Linked DNA regions of Homo sapiens: region 2 is linked to region 1. A link is a loop called in an ENCODE intact Hi-C map of the cell type or tissue named here. Cell type or tissue: OCI-LY7. All regions are shown on one strand. Links, peaks and the distances in the headings refer to the core of each region. The heading gives the core; the rest is flanking DNA.

Region 1 (8,680 bases), core at 1,867-6,866:
TGGGAGTTTCATAACTTTGCATTTACATTTAAGACTATAATCCATTTTGAATTAATTTTCTGCAATGGGAATAAAGTCTGTGTCTAGATTTTGTTTTGCATGTGGACATCCAGTTGTCCTGGCACCATTTATGGAAAAAAATATCCTTTTTCCATTGAATTGTTTTTGCTTCTTTGTCAAAGATCAGTTGACTCAATTTGTATTATATTTCTTTCTTAACTCTCTGTTATAAATTTGGTTTAAAATTGAATATGTTTACTTTTCTTTCTTATTGATTTGCCAGTGTATAGGGGTGTGTGTGTGTGTGTATATATATGTGTGTGTATATATATATATATATGTGTGTGTGTGTGTATATATATATATATATATATATATATACTCTGCATAATAGTTCTTTGTCAGGTCTACATATGACAGATATCTCAATCTGTGGTTTCCCTTTTTATTTTCTTTGTGTTACTTTTTGATGAACAGAAGTTACAAATATAATTAAGTCCAATTCGACAATATTCTTTATGTGAATGCTTCTTGGTCCTGTTAAATGAATCTTTCCCTACTCCTTGTTCATAGAGAAATTTTTTTATGTTTACTTCTATTTTTTCACCATTTGCATTATGATCTATGACCTATCTAGAATCAGTTATTGCACATTGTTCATATTGTGTGAAGTACCATTGTTTCACTTATTAAAATACTGATATCAACAACAAAGGAAACAATAAAGTGAAGAGAAAATCACAGAATGGGAGAAAATATTTGCAAGCCATACATCTGATAATACCCCAAATATATAAAGCACCGAAACAATTCAGTATCAAGAAAACAAATAACTCAATTAAAAAATGGGCAAAGGACCTGAACAGATACCTTTTAAAGACATAGAAATGGCTTACAGGAAGGGGAACATCACACACCGGGGCCTGTTGTGGGGTCGGGGGAGAGGGGAGGGATAGCATTAGGAGGTATACCTAATGTAAATGATGAGTTAATGGGTGCAGCACACCAACATGGCATATGTATACATATGTAACAAACCTGCACGTTGTGCACATGTACCCTAGAACTTAAAGTATAATAAAATATATATATAAAATAATAAAATAAAATAAAATAAATTAAAAAATGCTCAGCATCCATAATCGTTAGGGAAATGCAAATTAAATCCACAAAGAGATATCACCTTACATCTGTTAAAAATACCTTTTATCAAAAAGATAAAAGATAAGCATTAGTGAAGATGAGGAGAAAAGGGGGAACCCTTGCAGGTTGCTGGTGGGAATGTAAATTAATACAACCATTGTGGGAAATGGTATGGGGGTTCCTCAAAAAATTAAAAATAGAACTACCATATGGTCCAGTCATCCCACTTCTGGGTATATATTCAAAGGAGTTGAAATCAATATGTTGAAGGGATACTTATACTGCCATACTTATTTCAGCATTATTCACAATAACCAAGATATGGATCTGTTGTTGATCAAAGATTACAAAGTTTCAGATAGACAGGAGGAATAATCTTTTAGATCTTGTGCACTGTAGGGTGACTCTAGTCAATAATAATGTATATTTTAAAATAATTCAGAGAGTAAATTTTAAATGTCTTAGAATAAAAAATGATAGGTAAGTTAAGTGGTGGATTGGTTAATTAGCTTGATTCAATCATTCCACATTATATACATATATACAATATATAAAACATTATATTGCAGTCCACAAATGTATGCAATTATGATTTATCAATTAAAAATAAAATTAATTATAAGTAAAGGTGAGAAAAATAAAATAAAATATTGATATCCAATCAACCAAACACCATTTATTGAAAAAAATATTTTCTCCATTGCACTTTAATGTCATAAATAAAGAGACTGTAGATGTTGATTATTTATCTGGGGTATGTCCATACACATTTTAGATTTAGGGTATCAATTCACCCAAAATTGCTACTGGAGTTTTGATTCAGACTTAGTGAAATCTATAGGTCAATTGGGGATAATTTATATCTTTGTAGTACTGAGTATTATAGTTGATGAATATAGCATTTTTCATTATATTTTCTTAAATTTTTCTAGTAATTTAATAATTTTCATTGCAGTTTTAAGTTTTAATTTCCTTAGTTAGATTTTTTCTCTAGAAATGTAATGTTTTTGATATTACCTTAAGCATTAGCTCAATAACATTTTATTTTTAAAATTTTTGTTGTTGGCTATAGTAGTACAGTACAGTTGATTTTTTGCATATTGACCTTCTATTCAACAACCTTGCTAAAATTTACAGATTAGTTCTAATAATTTGTGGATTCTTTTAGATGTTCTATATCTACAATCCTGTTATTTGTGAATTATAACAGATTTTACTTTTTCCTCCCCATTCTTTACATTTATTTTCTATATTGCTTTTGCCAAGGTCTTCAATACACTGTTGAATAGTGATATCAGGAATCTTTGTCTTTATCCAGCCAAGTGATGAAGTTAAGAATTGAACTTAGGAAGTTTGTCTCCAAACTCTACGTTTAATTATTACTCTATAATTTCCTCTAATATTTCAATATAGATCTCTGGGGATAGAATTCGAAACTGTCGTGAAAACATGCTGCTAAGATCTCTAGCTGCAGGTAGCAGAATTGAGTGATGATCTTAGCTGATGCCCTTCTGATCAACTACGACATTCATGCCAATGACTGAACAAAGTGGGTCTAATCTAGAGATAGAAACCTTCTCTAGTGGGTATCTGGGCATGATGATGACTCCTTACCAGCAATTTTTCTACCATAGTCCTTTTTCCTTCTCTTCTTTCACAGATGTTGGACAAGTGTCGTGGTCCAAAAGCTCTCTCTATCTCCTCTTTCTTTCTCCCCCAATAAATTTTTGTATATCTAGTTCTGTCTTGGCTTCTCCTCAGCAAATCCAAACTAACACAGCTTTGAAAGAGTAACAAATATTAATTCTCACCTAATAAAAATGTTAGAATGAAGGGATTATGAAGACAGGAGACTTTAGAAAGCTTCTAGGACTTTGGAGTTGGTGGGAGCCTAGTTTGAGTCTATGTCTCTTCTTGATAGGTGGTTTCTTTAGGGCTCATGCACATCTTTGACTTTCCATTGTCTTTAAGTTTGAAAATTTTTTCTTAGAAGTCACTCTGGATTATGAAATTCTAGTGAGGCCTGTATGAGACTACTCTTCAAACAAGACTTTGGTGAAAGAGAGAAGGAAACGGTGTTCTTCAATGCTATTTAGACCTGCTCACCTGGTAGCAGATGAGCAGTGATACCGGGCACAATTTTCTCCTTTGCCATTCAGCTGAAGTGTTCTTATAGTATCTCTCAGGAAATTAAACACATAATATAGTTTCAGTAGAGAATCCCAAAACAGCAAATGGGCATTAGAAGAAATCTTAAATCAACTGTGAAATCAGTGTGCATTTTCACCATCAACAAAAGTGAAATACTCATCAACAGTAAATATCATGAGAATATTCATGAGTGGTCTTGTGTATAAAGAGTATAAACAGGACAGATAGGTGTCATCTTTTTATACCTAAAGAAAACAATATCATGCATGGAAGTACCATACGTGCTGAGGACCTCCTCCATGGAACCAGGACCTCTTTATACACTGCTTCTTTTGCACTGATTCTGTAAAGCCATAGTGGAAAGGGCCTAGAATTTGGAAAGTACATAAAATTGTTTGAATCCTAGCTTCTTTATGTTCTGATGGGTGTCATTAAGTGTCATTAACAAGATACTTACTTTTCTGGGACCCAATTTTCTCATCTCAAATATGGGAATAATAAAGTATACATTGCAGAATTATTGTGAGGAATAAAGGAAAATTATTTCTATTAGTTGATGCCAAGTAACTATGAATTTCCTCCCTCCCCCCACACCCATGCTATCTCCTTTGTTTGCTAATTCTGACTCCTGTTCATCCATGGAATATGCCCTCTATCATCCTTCCAACATATCCAGAATCCAATTTTCTTTCCTTTGTGTCCTGTATCCAATCTATTACAAAATTATTCATATTCAACCTCCACCATGACTGTTGACTGTGTCTACCTTCCTCTTAGTAATGGTGCCTCCATAGTTACGCCCACCTTACATTTCATCCCCAGGTATAACACTAGCCCTCCTAGCTATTGTTTCTTTTTCCAGTCTCTGTCCCCTTAATTGAATGGTCTCCACTTGGTTACTAAAGCAGTATCATTTTCATGGCTGAAATTCTCATTTAAGCCTACTTTACTATCTGGTTTTCTACAATAGCCATCAAATCAATCCCTCCTTGTGTTACATAATTGCCAGATTCCCCACTTGCCTTATCTTCTTGTAGAGTGCATGACTAATTTATATTATAATAGCTTCATACCATGGTGTCTTCTCTGTTTTAGGCACTAAGCGTGCCTGACTTATCCTTGTAACATGAAGCAAATAAGTATTAATATTCCTATTTTGTATGTAGGGAAACTGAGCCTTGAGCCAGAGAGAATTTAAATTATCTACAGTCTTACAACTGAAAATGTTGGTGGGGCTAGGATCAGAACTCATTTTGCCTAACTGTAAAATCTATGCTTTGACCATTTACTGCTTTTTTAAAAAACTGCTCTTTTATCTTGGATGCCTAATATGTGCTAAACATATATATATATATATATACACACATATATATACACACACACCTATCATCTATCTATCTATCTATCTATCTATCTATCTATCTATCTATCTATCTACCTATCATCTATCTATCATCTATCAATCTATCATCTATCTATCTATCATCTGTCTATCTATCATCTATCTATCGAGAGAGAATTAAATGAACTCAGTATTTTACTTGTGAACACCCTGGTTATGCAGCTCAGAAAACAGCAGAGGGCAGTGCAAGAGCTTCACAACATTAAATGAAAGTAGACAATAAAATGCTATAAAACTGCAAAATAAAGAGGGAGTGTTCTATGGTTTCTGGAAGAATTCATCCCAAGGCAATGTTGAGAATGTCGGAGGATGTTTTTATCAAAGCTACTCCCAGTTTTAAAAAAGCAATTTCCATTGCTGACAGTGAGGCTGTGCTAAAAATTGCATTTCCCCTCCCTAGTTTCAGCTTCTCTTTATTTCATGTAATACCACATATGGGTAAGCAAATCATAGCTTTTAAAGCCAGCTGTGTGCCACTTACATCTGCAAAAGCAATGTGCTCACCAGGTGAATTTCTTGCTCAATCCACCTCTTTAATTCATCCTGTGGAGAGAAAAATGTGACTTTGGCTCAAGGATGGAATTTTTATCCTACCTCATTATACCATTCTTATGCATTCTGTTATTTCCATGTTATCACAGTGGAAAATATCCAAGTTAAGTACTCTATCCTAGCTGGCTTCTCTAATTTTCAGAGCAATTACTGATTTTTTTTTTTTTTTTTTGCCTCAGTGGAAAATATGTATTGCCTAGGAATTTGAATTCTGACAGAAATGTTGAGGAGAGGAGTAAATCATATTAAAGGTAGGCAACACTCTGGTCGTTTGCTTTGCTTTTTCATTGTGGAAATATAATTACTTTTATATTAGGCATATCATAAATATAAATTTCATTGTTTACCAATTCCTACATCAATTACCAAAACAATAAATGGCTTAAGTTGAGCATAAAAATTTTCATTTTCATGGATACGGACTGTATACACTCATAAATATTTTCTTATGTGTTTATATGAATATGTAACCACATTGCGAGAACATGATTCATCTTAGCACCAGGCATAAGGGACAAATTTGGAAGGGACCGCCTACTTTTCAACATGTGGGGCATGGGGGTGGGGAGAGTATTCCAGTAAGTGAGAAGACTTTTTTTTTTCAGTTGGGACTATGAAAAGACAACAACAACAAAAATATTTAAAAAGGCAAGACCCACCCTCTGGAATGGGAACTCGGAGCTTTACTCTAAGAGCTTATGCAGTGGACTAGGGTTGTGGAGTGGTTCTGCTGTCACCTCTGGTTTTTCTTCCCTAGGAATCTAGTGAGAACCTCTGTGTGCTCGTGGAGCAACCTCTATGCTCATCTCATGTGGGCTTTCTTCTGGAGATTTTACATTCTTTTCATTCTACATTATCTCATCTGGGGTAAAACTACCAGTTCTTGTTTTAGTAACTTTCATGAACAACGTTAATCATTGCTTATTCAGGTACTTAAAGTGCATTAATTATTGTGAGACCTTGAGCGAGTGGCTGTTTTAACCATAAACAACAATAGTAATGGTATCTCCTCACATTGTAAAGAAATAAATGCAATAATATCTATAAAGTACCTAATGCTCAAAATATTAGTAATTATATTTCAAATATTATTATAGATCTCCTATAATATGCTGTACTTTATCAAAGCACTCATCTTCATTTAATGGTTCATTTGTCCTCCTGTCTAGACTGTAAGCTCTAAGAGACTGAGAATAGTGGTACATAGTAATAAGTTCAGATATAAAATGAATGAATGAATGAATATCTGATTCTTAGATATTTATTGAGGGATTTCCATAGATTATTTTGCTTCCTATCCGTATTTTCTATACTTGTTGACTATTACTAGAAATAGTATTTTTATTTTAAACCTAATGTTGAAAGTGTAACATTGAGACAATGCCATGTGTTCACCAAACCGCTTCATTTTCTTTCTTGGCATACAAAATGACTATGTTTTGTAGCCCTCTTACAACTCAGTGAGACTGCAAATGGAATATGGGTGGAAATAATGTATATCCCTTCGAGTCCTGGCCACAACATGCTCCAGATATCTTTCCTGCTCTTCTATCCCAATTTTAAAGCCTTGAAAACAAAAAGTTCAAGATGGTAGAGCCACAGTATGGTAACAGCCTAGATCTCCAAGTTACAGCTTATAGAAGAGCCACTCAAAGGACAGTAATATGAAAAAGAAATCACATTGTGCTATGTTACTGAAATTGTGGGGTTTGTTTTTTTGCCACATTCAGCCTAGAATACACTGACTAATACACTGTTTCCAGTTGAGGCAGTTTATATTCAGTTTTGGGGAGAAGAGTCACTTTGTATTTTCAGTGAGAGCAGAAAGAATATATAGGGTCCCACAACATTGCTTTTTCTACATTATACACTTGAAAAAGTATACCTTCCAAGATAATAGTTCAAAAGAAACTACTTTTCTGTTTAATCATTTAATGGCCAATATTATTCACTCAGTCAATTATTAATTCATTTATTCATTTATTCCACAAATAGTTAATGAGTGGGGCCTATAAAGGGCATTGGGCATAGAGTGGTGACAAGGACAAGCCCTTTACTTCATGAACTATGTTCATATGTGGAATAAATATTACAGAACTTTAAAAATAAATTTGTAATTAAGTATCAACTAGTGCTGAGTGCTATGGTGAAAAATAAAGAAGGTACTTTGTTTTGTTTTAGCAACAGGATCTTGCTCTGTCACCCAGGCTGAAGTGAAGTGGCGTGATCATAACCCACTGTAGCCTTGAGCTCCTGGGCTCAAGCAATCCTCCCACCTTGGACTCTCAAATTGCTGGGATTAAGTCATGAGACATCATGCCCAGACTGCTTTGCTTTGTTGTAATAGCATCTCCAGTGCCTAACAGCACCTGGCACATAGAAGATACTAAAGAGAATGGAATAACGTAGGTTGTTTGGATAATACACTGCCCCTGCTGCCCTCATGTTCAGAGCCCAGGATATTTGTTGATTCATGTTTTATCCGTGGGTTATTAACTTAAAAGAAAGATTCTAGATTAGGCACTAGGGTATTGAATGCCTATCCAGTTGTTAATAAAGCAGTTCTGACTCTTCCTTTGTCTTCTCTTTTCTTTCTACTTTTATTTTTTATTAGGTTCACATGATTTTAATTTTTACCCATATCTTCTGGGTATGAACTCATAAATGTGGAGACTGCATCATGTCACATAGTGATCTGTTATTTTCTCTACATTCATTTGTTATTCTCAGTGTTTCATTATTATAAAACTAATGTATTATTTGCCACACTACACTAGTCTGTGAGTAAGCATAGGACTGTAATGACAATATGATCTTTCTCTAGTTCCAGCTACTTAAGATTATTATGGGTTTGTCTAATATGAGCTTCATAATTTAGTTCTTTTTAGCCACTAAGTATTTTTTTTTCCTCAGGTTTCCCTCACTTTCTGCTGTGGCTTTATAGTCACATTCTTATACCTTCAAAACCAAAAGTTAGAGCCATATTCTTTATCCTGCTAAAAGCACAACAGAAAAACCTGTGAACCATGTTGCTGGCCATGCCTCAGTGTCCATGCCAAGACCACTGATGCTCAATGAGCAAAGGGCTGGTTGGTGTCTGGCAGAGAGTCCTGTATTCAGTAGTAACCAGTGCCATTCTTCCTTTCCTGCCACAGTTATACATTGTCCTTGATGCAAATTAATGCCACTCTAATCTCCCCCCTTTAGCACAGTTATTGTCAGAAGCTGCCTTAGCTCCTTACCGGTCCCCCAAACTATCCCAGACCAACCTGAATCTTAAAAATATCCTTGGTTTTCTAATAGAATTTTACATTTTATGGGGATAAAACTCCTCATTCTTATATCCTTGATTGCCTCTGGCCCAGATTTGGCCACATTAATAGGCCCATCATTAGCAAAATAAGTTCTTTCTATGCTTTTGCATAGAGGGGT
Region 2 (8,680 bases), core at 1,540-6,539, 410 kb before region 1:
AACAAAGTCTCAACCATAGCGGCATCCAAACAAGGTCTCAGCACTCCTTCACAGGGTGTTGAGAGTGCCAAGGAAATGCATGCATTGGTGACCTAGGGATCCCAGACCCTCCCTAGAACTACTCTTCAGCCCAGGATGCTCCGTCTCCAGTCTCCATAGCAGCAATCTCAGACCTTCCCCACTCTCTGACTCTAACCCTGGTGCCATCTAATCACTTCCTTCTCCATTCTCACAGATGGCCTTTTTTCCTACTTCACAGAGAAAAATAAATGTTCTCTCAACTCCCTGTACCCGGCTTCTCTAAGACAAATCCATCTCCATCTGCACCTTCCTGGTACTTTCTTCTGACTTTCTCTCAGTGGCAGTAAGGCAGGTGGTCCCTCCTACTGGCTAAGGCTGAGCTCTCTTTCACTTCTCTGTTCTCTCTCTCTCAGCTTCCTCAGGAGCTTTGCTCCATCATGAATTCTTTATCTTTCCTGTATCTTCAGTATCTTCCTTTTAGTAGCGCTTTCCCTTGATCGAGTAGGAATATCAACAACAGGAGCAGCTAATATTTATCAAGTGTCTGTGATGGGTCAGGCACCATCTAAGCACATGACATCTCATAACTTACTTAATATTCACCACGTGTATAGTTGGTATTGTTATTATCTCCATCTTACAGATGAGAAAAATGGGATCCTGAGAAGTCAGGGAACATCCTCAAGATTACACAGCTTCTGTATGGAGTTGGGACTTGAACTCAGAGAGTCTGGCTCTAGAACTTTGAGCACTTGACTGCTGCAATATACTGCCTTACTGCTTGCTGCTTCATTTCATGTACAAATGTTCAAGGAAATAACAAAACAAAACATTTTCTTTCTACCATTAGCTACTGTCACATCTCTCCCTTGCACCAATTTCTTGAGTTACCTTCACAAAATATCATCTTCACATCCTCACTTCATCTTCAACCATTCCCACAAGTCCGCTGAAAACACCCAGGCTCCCACACTCCCACATTTAGATTTCAGTCCTTATTATTCTTGATGTCTTTGTGACACTTGATGTCCCTGACCAGTGTTTGTCCAATTCCCTTCTTTCTAGAATTTCTCATGGTTTTCTTCCTATGTCTCTTACTGCTCCTCACTCACCTTGGCCAGCTCTTCTCCCTCTGTGTTGCTTTTCTCTTAATAGTTCTTGTTCCTTAGGCTTCCATATGTGCCTGAATCTTACCCCTTACAGTCTCCTCAGGTGAATGCATCTGTTCTCAATGCTGCGGTTATACAAACTCTATGCTGATTACTCTCAGATGCATACTTCTGGCTCAGATCTCTGCTCTGAGCTCCAGCTCCATTTATGAAACTGCTAACTGGAGACTTGGCTGTCTAATAGTGTGCATCACCCCCTTGGAGGGGTTGGTGGGCCATGGAAAAGCTAAGGAAGGTAGGTAACTTGATGATGTGACAAAATCCTAGGAAAGCTAGAGAGGAACAATGGCAGTGCTGCATCAGTATGTGAGTTATCAGAAGTGGAAAGACAAAGATTTGGGATGACTGTATAAACCTGCCTGTGGCCTGTGCATGAATAAATGATGTATAATATAATATCATGGAATGGGATTGATATGGTCTTCATAGAATAAATAAAATATATACAAATATGTACAAAACCATGCTGGCCCTTTTTCTTTGCAAACCTGCTGTTCTTGTTATATTTGAATCAGTGATTGGCTCCATAACCCACCTGATCACCCAAACCAAATTCTAGATTGGTTTCTCTTTTTTTTTTTTTTTTTTTTGCTTCTCACATCAAATTAGTCCATAAGTCCTGTTGATTGTACTTCCTAATTATATTATAGGCTTCTCTCTTATCACTCTGATTGAATTAAGTCAGCCCATTACCATTGCCTGTCTGGACTCTTTCAAAAGCCTCTTGACTAATCTTCCAGCTGCCATCTCACTGTCCTTTTAGAATGACCGTATCTAAAATGCAAATATGATTATATTACCCCTTTCCACCTTTTTGCAATTGTTCAGCAGCTCCTATAGCCTATTGAATAAAACCCAAATTCCTCAGCAAGGATTGTAGGACTCTTCATTATCTAGCTCCTTCCTTCTTTCTCCAGCTCCGTTCTTTCCAATCCTGTGCATATACCCAAAGCCTCAACTAACTGGAACACTTTGCGTTTCCTCAGCGTTCCTACTCTTACCTGCTATTCTTTTTGCCTGAGAGGTCTTTTGGGTTTCATAGCTTGGTTAATTTTTCACTGTCCTCACATCCCCACTCCATGTCACCTCCTCCAGGAAGCCTTCCCTGACCTGGTATTCTGGATTAGGCTCTGCTCTTCTGTGTACCCAAAGGACACTGAACTGTAGGAGGAGATATTTCTCTCTATGGGGCTGTAAGTTCCTGAAGGGCAGGGACTGGGTTATATTTATTTGTATATAGCCACAACTGAGCATGAAGCTTTTCACTTTGCAGAGGGCAGCAAGTTTTGTCAGTTGATGGAGTCTGCTTGGCTAACCGCTTTCATTCTTTAAAATCCTGTTTAGGTATCCCTCCTTTAGGCAAGGACTTCCCTGTTCCAAGGTAAAATTAATGACTACCTTTTCTGTATTACTCCTGAACACTGTATTTACTTCATTTATATCATTTATAATAATAACAATAGTAAAAACATCAATAGAATACTTAGCTATGTGCTTGGCCTTATGATAATTGCTTTAGTGCTGACTTGGAGACATGGTCATCTTTAGTGTTTACAACACACTATGAAGTGGTTACTATGATTATTTGCATTTTATAAAGGAAAAGGCTTGGGTTTCAAGATACTGTGCTAAGTGCAGGGGATACGGCCTGAGAAAAGTGGGCAGGGCTTCTGCCTTCTTGAAGTCAATAGTCTGGTGGGAGAGATGAACATTAAATTAAACATTTCACAAATGATGGTAAAAACTAACACTTCCTGAGAGTTTACTTTTTGACAGGCACTCTTCAAGGTGCTTTACATGTGCCATTTTATGTAATCCTTATCAAAACCCTAGGAAGTTTGTATTGTCTTCCTTACTTTGCAGGAAAGGATACCACAGTTTGGTGGTGCTTGGAAATTTGCCCATGGTCCTACAGTCAGTGAGGGGAGTGCTAGGATTTGAACATTCAATCACCTGCCTCCAGTCTGGTGTTGTCCTGTGCCTGTGAGAACTGTGAAATGTGCTGTGAGAGTGTCACAGGAGGCCTGGCTTGACTAGGGTGAGGGCAGAAGTAGGGCTTCCCAGAGGAAGTGATATGAAGGTTGTGAATCGAAGGATAAGCTGAGGGAGGAAGTGTTTCAGGCAAAGAGAACAGGATTCTTTGGGTTGACAAAAAAAGTCAAACTGTAAATTATCTGAAGAGATTTATTCTGAGCCAAATATGAATGACCATGGCCTGTGACACAGCCCTCAGGAGGTCCTGAGAACATGTGCTCAAGGTGACTGGGATGCAGCTTGGTTTTGTACATTTTAAGGAGGCATGAGACTTCAATCAAGTACATTTAAGAAACACATTGGTTTGGTCCAGAAAGGTGGGATAACTTGAAGTGGGAGCTTCCAGCTTATAGGTATATTTAAAAGTTTTCTAGTTGACAACTGGTTCAGTTTATCTAAAGACCTGGGATCTATAGAAAGAATATTTGGGTTAAGATAAAGGATTGTGGAGACCAAAGTTCTTATTTGCAGAGGAAACCTTCAGGTAGTAGGCTTCAGAAAGAATAGGCTGTAAAATGTTTCTTTATCAGACTTAAAGTCGGTTGATGTTAATGCCAGAGAGGTATAATGAGGCATGTCTGACCCCCACTTCCCATCATGGCCTGAACCAGTCTTTCAGGTTAAATTTTAAGGGTGCCCTGGCTGACGAGGAAGTCCATTCAGATGGTTAGGGGACCTTAGAATTTTACTTTTGGCTTACATTTGGTTTACATGTATGTGTCTTTCTAGGTTGGAATTGTGGCTTATTCACTTTTGTATCAATACTGCTATGCATATTTATGTTCGTATGTATATGTACAGGTATATGTCTCCAGAAGTATGGTAGTTTGAGATACTTAAATGCTTGTTAAAAAACACAAAAACACGTTTGTTGCTTCAACAAGGCTCTCTCTTTTGATTCTTTACACATAAACTCTAAGGTAGACAGAACAAGGGTAACACATTCCTTTGAAAAGATAACCAACAACAAAAGTGACAGCGAAATAGAAGAAGTGATTTGTTTAATGTCTTCAGGCCACAAAGAGACACAGGCAGAACCAGAACTCAAATCTCTGCATTGGGCCATTCTCCGTGACCACTTCTTATTACAGTGGCTTGTCCTCTGGTTATTTCCATTGTCCTTCCAGACAACTGTGGTCATGGGAAACTGAATCTGGGCATGGCCATAGAACCTGAAAGGTATATAATTTCTCACTAGCAAAGAGTCTAGTCCATCTGGGAGACATTTGCATCACACTAGCACCAGGGAACTTTTTACCAAAGTGAAGCATGGGTTTTCTCCATTATGAGCCAGTAGGTGTCACAATTTACCCAAGATGAGCACAACCAGGTCTGTATGGCAGCCTCTGACATGTCCAAGGTATTCTACCTGAAGGGCTGATGTGGACTGTCCTCTCATCCTTCATTGATTATCTGGTCAACTGGCAGATGGTTGACCCCCTCCACCCATCCTGAGAGGTATGGCAGGTGGGGACAAATTATTTCAAAGCTTTGGTCAATTCAATTTCTTTCTTTTTTTTTTTTTCGTAGCTCCCGTATTTATTTATTTATTTATTTATTGCTTTTTTTTTTTCCTTTTTTTTAAATTATACTTTAAATTTTAGGGTACATGTGCGGACAAAAAACCAAACACCGCATGTTCTCACTCATAGGTGGGAATTGAACCATGAGAACACATGGACACAGGAAGGGGAATTCAATTTCTTTTCTCTTTGGCCAGGGACCTTGTGGAGCTTCTGAGGCTACCATCTGCACTGTGGTTCCTGTCTTTGTTTTCTCTATTCCCTGGATGCTTCTTCTACCCACCTCTAAGGTAGCTCCTGGGTGACCTTGGCTCTCCAGCTTTTTTGTTCTCCTGACTGCCAGGGTCAAAGTGAAGCCCTGGTGGCTGCTCTGCATCTGCCTTGCAGAGTTTTTTTTTTTTTTTTTTTTTAATATATTGATTATAAAACTCTGTATCCCTTATTTCCAAGGTTTCCCTGGACTAGACATGCTTTTCTGCCTGCCCATCACCATTGCCAAATGGGGCAACTAAATTTGTGTCACATGACTCTCTTTTCTCTCCTGGCCATTCCTGATCGCATCAGAAAAGGTATCTCAGGGAGATGGTGGGGATGCACCCAGCAAAGGAAGGATGGAAGAGATTCAGGCAGGCTGAAAGAAGGATGGGGGAAGAGAATGAGGGAAGACAGGGAATGGAGGAAAGAGTGGTTGGGGATAGGACACTTATGACTCATATGGAGTATAACCAACTGGCTGGACTCTCATTGACTGGGAGTTTAACCTCAGTGTGCAGGTGGTCGGGGTAGAAGAAACATTGCAGAGGCCTCAAAATCCAGTCTGGATGCATATTCTCAGGCCAAATCCCACTCTAAATATGAATAATTCAATGGTATAGATTAGTACTAAGTATATTTTGAGGAGAAGACACATGGGGAGGGTGGGGAGGATAGAACCAATATTTAGTAAATACTGTAGACTCCTGTAGTCCCTTTATTTACATCGCTCACACACAGCAGTTTAGGAATGCACTTGATAGCAAGGAACAGAAAACTCAACTTGAAGTGGCTTATATAAAGAGACACTATTCTTTTCACATAACAAGAAATCTGGAGTTCGATGCCTTCAGCATTGCTTCAGTGTCTTGATGATGTCAGTACAGGTGACTCTGAGAGCCTCTTGGCCACAAGAGCGCTCCTGCAGCTCCAGATAACATCTTTGGTCAAAGCAGGGAGAAAAGAGTAGGAGAACCAGTTGGCCTCATCTTTCCATTTTTTCAGGGAAGCAGAAACACTTCCAGGAAACTTTTTTCAGACTTCTGCTTATATAACATTGCCCATAGCTGAGTTAACTGGCCATCCCTGGCTGAAGGGGAGACCAGGAAAATAAGTATTAAGTTTTTCCAGCCTCTAAAGTGAAAGGTGCCACAGGATAATAAAATTGAGAATGGCAACCAACAAGGTCTGCCACAATTTCTTATTTTTTTAAAAGTCTCACACTAAAACTAGACAGATGTTAATATTATTTTACTATTACAGGTAAGAAAAGGGAGGTTTCATTAAGGAAATAAATTAATCAAGGTGAAACAACTAATATATTGGAGAGTTGGAATTTAAATCTTGGTCATTTTGATTCTAAAGTCTTTGTCCTTCATGTGAGCCCTGGGAGGCTCAACCCTGACCTTGGACATGTACATCTCCAGGCTGTGTGTGGGGAGCTGTGTCTGCCAGCCTTAAAAGCAGGCTCCTGAAAAATCCTGTAAGTGTGAGAGAGAAAATGTTGGAGCCTCAGAAAATTACTTGCTTCTATTTAGGAAGCCCGGGTTTCCTGTGGTGTTGCTGGGTGGAGGAGGTGGATAGAGAAGGTGTGGAGAGAGAAATGCAGAAAATTAAGCCCTCACTCTTTGTTCTAAATGGTTCCTAAATAGGGTTGGATATGCAGTTCTGGGAAACATATATTTTATTGGCGAGAGAACAAAGAGCCTGGAAATGTAATATGTTAGGCTGGAGGAATTGCTCTATGAAAAATACCGCAGGACACTCAGGCTCTCTGATGTTTCTCAGATGGGCAGCTGACAGGCTCCAATTTATAAAGGAGCAAATATAGGAAATAAAAGGCTTAGTTAAGTTTCACTGAATCACATTTCCCATGGAGCCGGAAATGACAAGTAGTGATTTCCTATCAATCACACCTCAGGTGACTATTTTAAAAGCAAACTGTCCCTGTTACTATTAAAAGAAAAACAAAAAAAGAAAAAAACAAAAAAAAAAAGAAGGAAAGAACATTTCTTTCTGGATGTGGGTTTTTGCCCTTAACCTAACTCTGCACATGGCTATTTGGAAGACTTTAGATGTGGAACTACCAGGTCCTGGGAGGAAAGTAGGTAGAGGAAACTTTGGCTTAAGTTCAGTTGAGCCTTCTGGCTCCTGGAGGGAGGTTGTTGGAGACGTTCAGCCTCTTGTGTTTGGCAGGGAAACAAAACAGCTCTTGGACCTCAGCTAACACAGAAATGATGACACTGGCTTAGGCAATCCCCTGTCTGTGCAGTCTTTGTAGAGATGATAGAGAACAGATTCCTTTTTCCTTGGCCCCACTCCTTCTCTGTGGAAGACAACTCTGGGATCTGACAGATCTCGGGATGATTTTCAATTCTCCTTCTCATGAGTGGCATTTGATGTAACCAGCTCCAGGCTCTCTGTCTCTATTAAGTTTCAACAGTTTTGTTGGATGAACAGTGACTTTGAGATTCCGGAGGCCTTTCACAGGCCAGGGAAGTACCAGGAAAAGTGAATTCTAGAGAAAAAGGTATTAAAGAAATTGATACCTTTATTAATAAAGGTATTAAGGAAATTAAACAAGTCAGAGAAACTCTTCAAAGACCTCTTGAACATGTTATATCTTTTAGTCTTGCACAGTTGGCCCTTTCCAGTTTGGCTCCAGTCACATATGCTGCTGCTCTTTCTACAATTGTCCTATATTACAACTGGATGAGTGTATGCTTTGTTTCCTCAGAGCCTGTTATGATTTTCATCCTTCTGGGGTTTTGCTTTTCCTTCTGCTTGGAGTTCTCTTATCCCCATGCTTTTCTTGATATACACATGTGACACTCAACTCAAATATCACTCCCTGGGGAAGTCTTTATGCCGGGAGTCAGTCTTCCTTGTGGCTACAGCATGGCCTCAATTTTGACACTTCTCATGAGATAAAGCAGTGGTTCTCAAACATTGCCCTCCTCAGATTACCTGGGGGATTGTTTACAATACATATTCCTGGGCTCCAACCCCAGAACTTCTGACCTAGCACATCTAGGGTGAGACCTAGAGGTCTGCATTTTAAGCAGGAACCTGGGAGATTCTTAGTTGCTTTTATACTCAGTCCCCTTGCTTCATCATATGATATGGGGAGTCACCTGATAATAAAATGAAAAGCTCTGTGGTAGAACAATTATTTGTTTTGATGGGTCTATTTTCCCTGCAATTATACTAGTTTCTTGGGGCACAGATTAAGTCTTTAGAGCTGAGCACAGGACATGGCAAATAGCACAATTCCATGGAGCAGGGAGAAAGGTTATCACTTTATGAATTTTACGGACCCTCTTTTTACTGATAAAGTGATGGAGGCCAATGACACGCAGCTGGCACTCAGATCTGGGGTGAGTCTGAGAGTTGTGGAGTAAGACCTGTATTTCATATGTAAAGACAAAGGAGAACAGTCATGGAAGATAAACATTTGATGGGGTATTTTAGAATTTATGTTTTCGGTTCCATTTATGATCCTATGAGGTTTTAGGCTGGAATCTGTGTTAGCTATTTCCACCCCCATATCCTTAGGCATGTAGTAGCTATATTTTAGAAGTCTGCTAAGAGCATGCTCCTTTCTTTGGAAGTGCCATAATTGACCTTGCACTGAATATCAGATTATCTCTTCAGAACTTGAACAAAGAGCTCCAGATATTG

What was found. A loop is a pair of places that touch in the nucleus more often than their neighbours do. Peaks named below come from ENCODE experiments on the same cell type or tissue, not always from the same donor. Only the 100,000 strongest peaks of a DNase experiment are listed, where the experiment ranks them.
Region 2: it touches region 1 in a loop (4-fold over the local background); 7 of 110 quality-filtered maps call a loop at or near these places.

The regions. Positions count from the first base shown.
Region 1 is chr11:87,873,570-87,882,249 of GRCh38, forward strand. All of the region lies in intron 4 of LOC107984361 (a long non-coding RNA gene), which reads left to right. It also overlaps a transcript of RAB38 not described here. Among named protein-coding and RNA genes, the nearest start is that of LINC02711, 160 kb to the left of the region's middle. In OCI-LY7, for the core only: CTCF peaks have their summits at 4,889 (motif pointing right) and 5,092; DNase peaks (open chromatin) are centred at 4,872 and 5,152; H3K4me3 peaks cover 506 bases; H3K27ac peaks cover 441 bases.
Region 2 is chr11:87,459,177-87,467,856 of GRCh38, forward strand. The region is part of intron 2 of LOC107984361 (a long non-coding RNA gene); the gene reads left to right. Among named protein-coding and RNA genes, the nearest start is that of LINC02711, 260 kb to the right of the region's middle. RefSeq lists a silencer at 4,439-4,528. In OCI-LY7, for the core only: CTCF peaks have their summits at 4,513 (motif pointing right) and 4,714; a DNase peak (open chromatin) is centred at 4,535.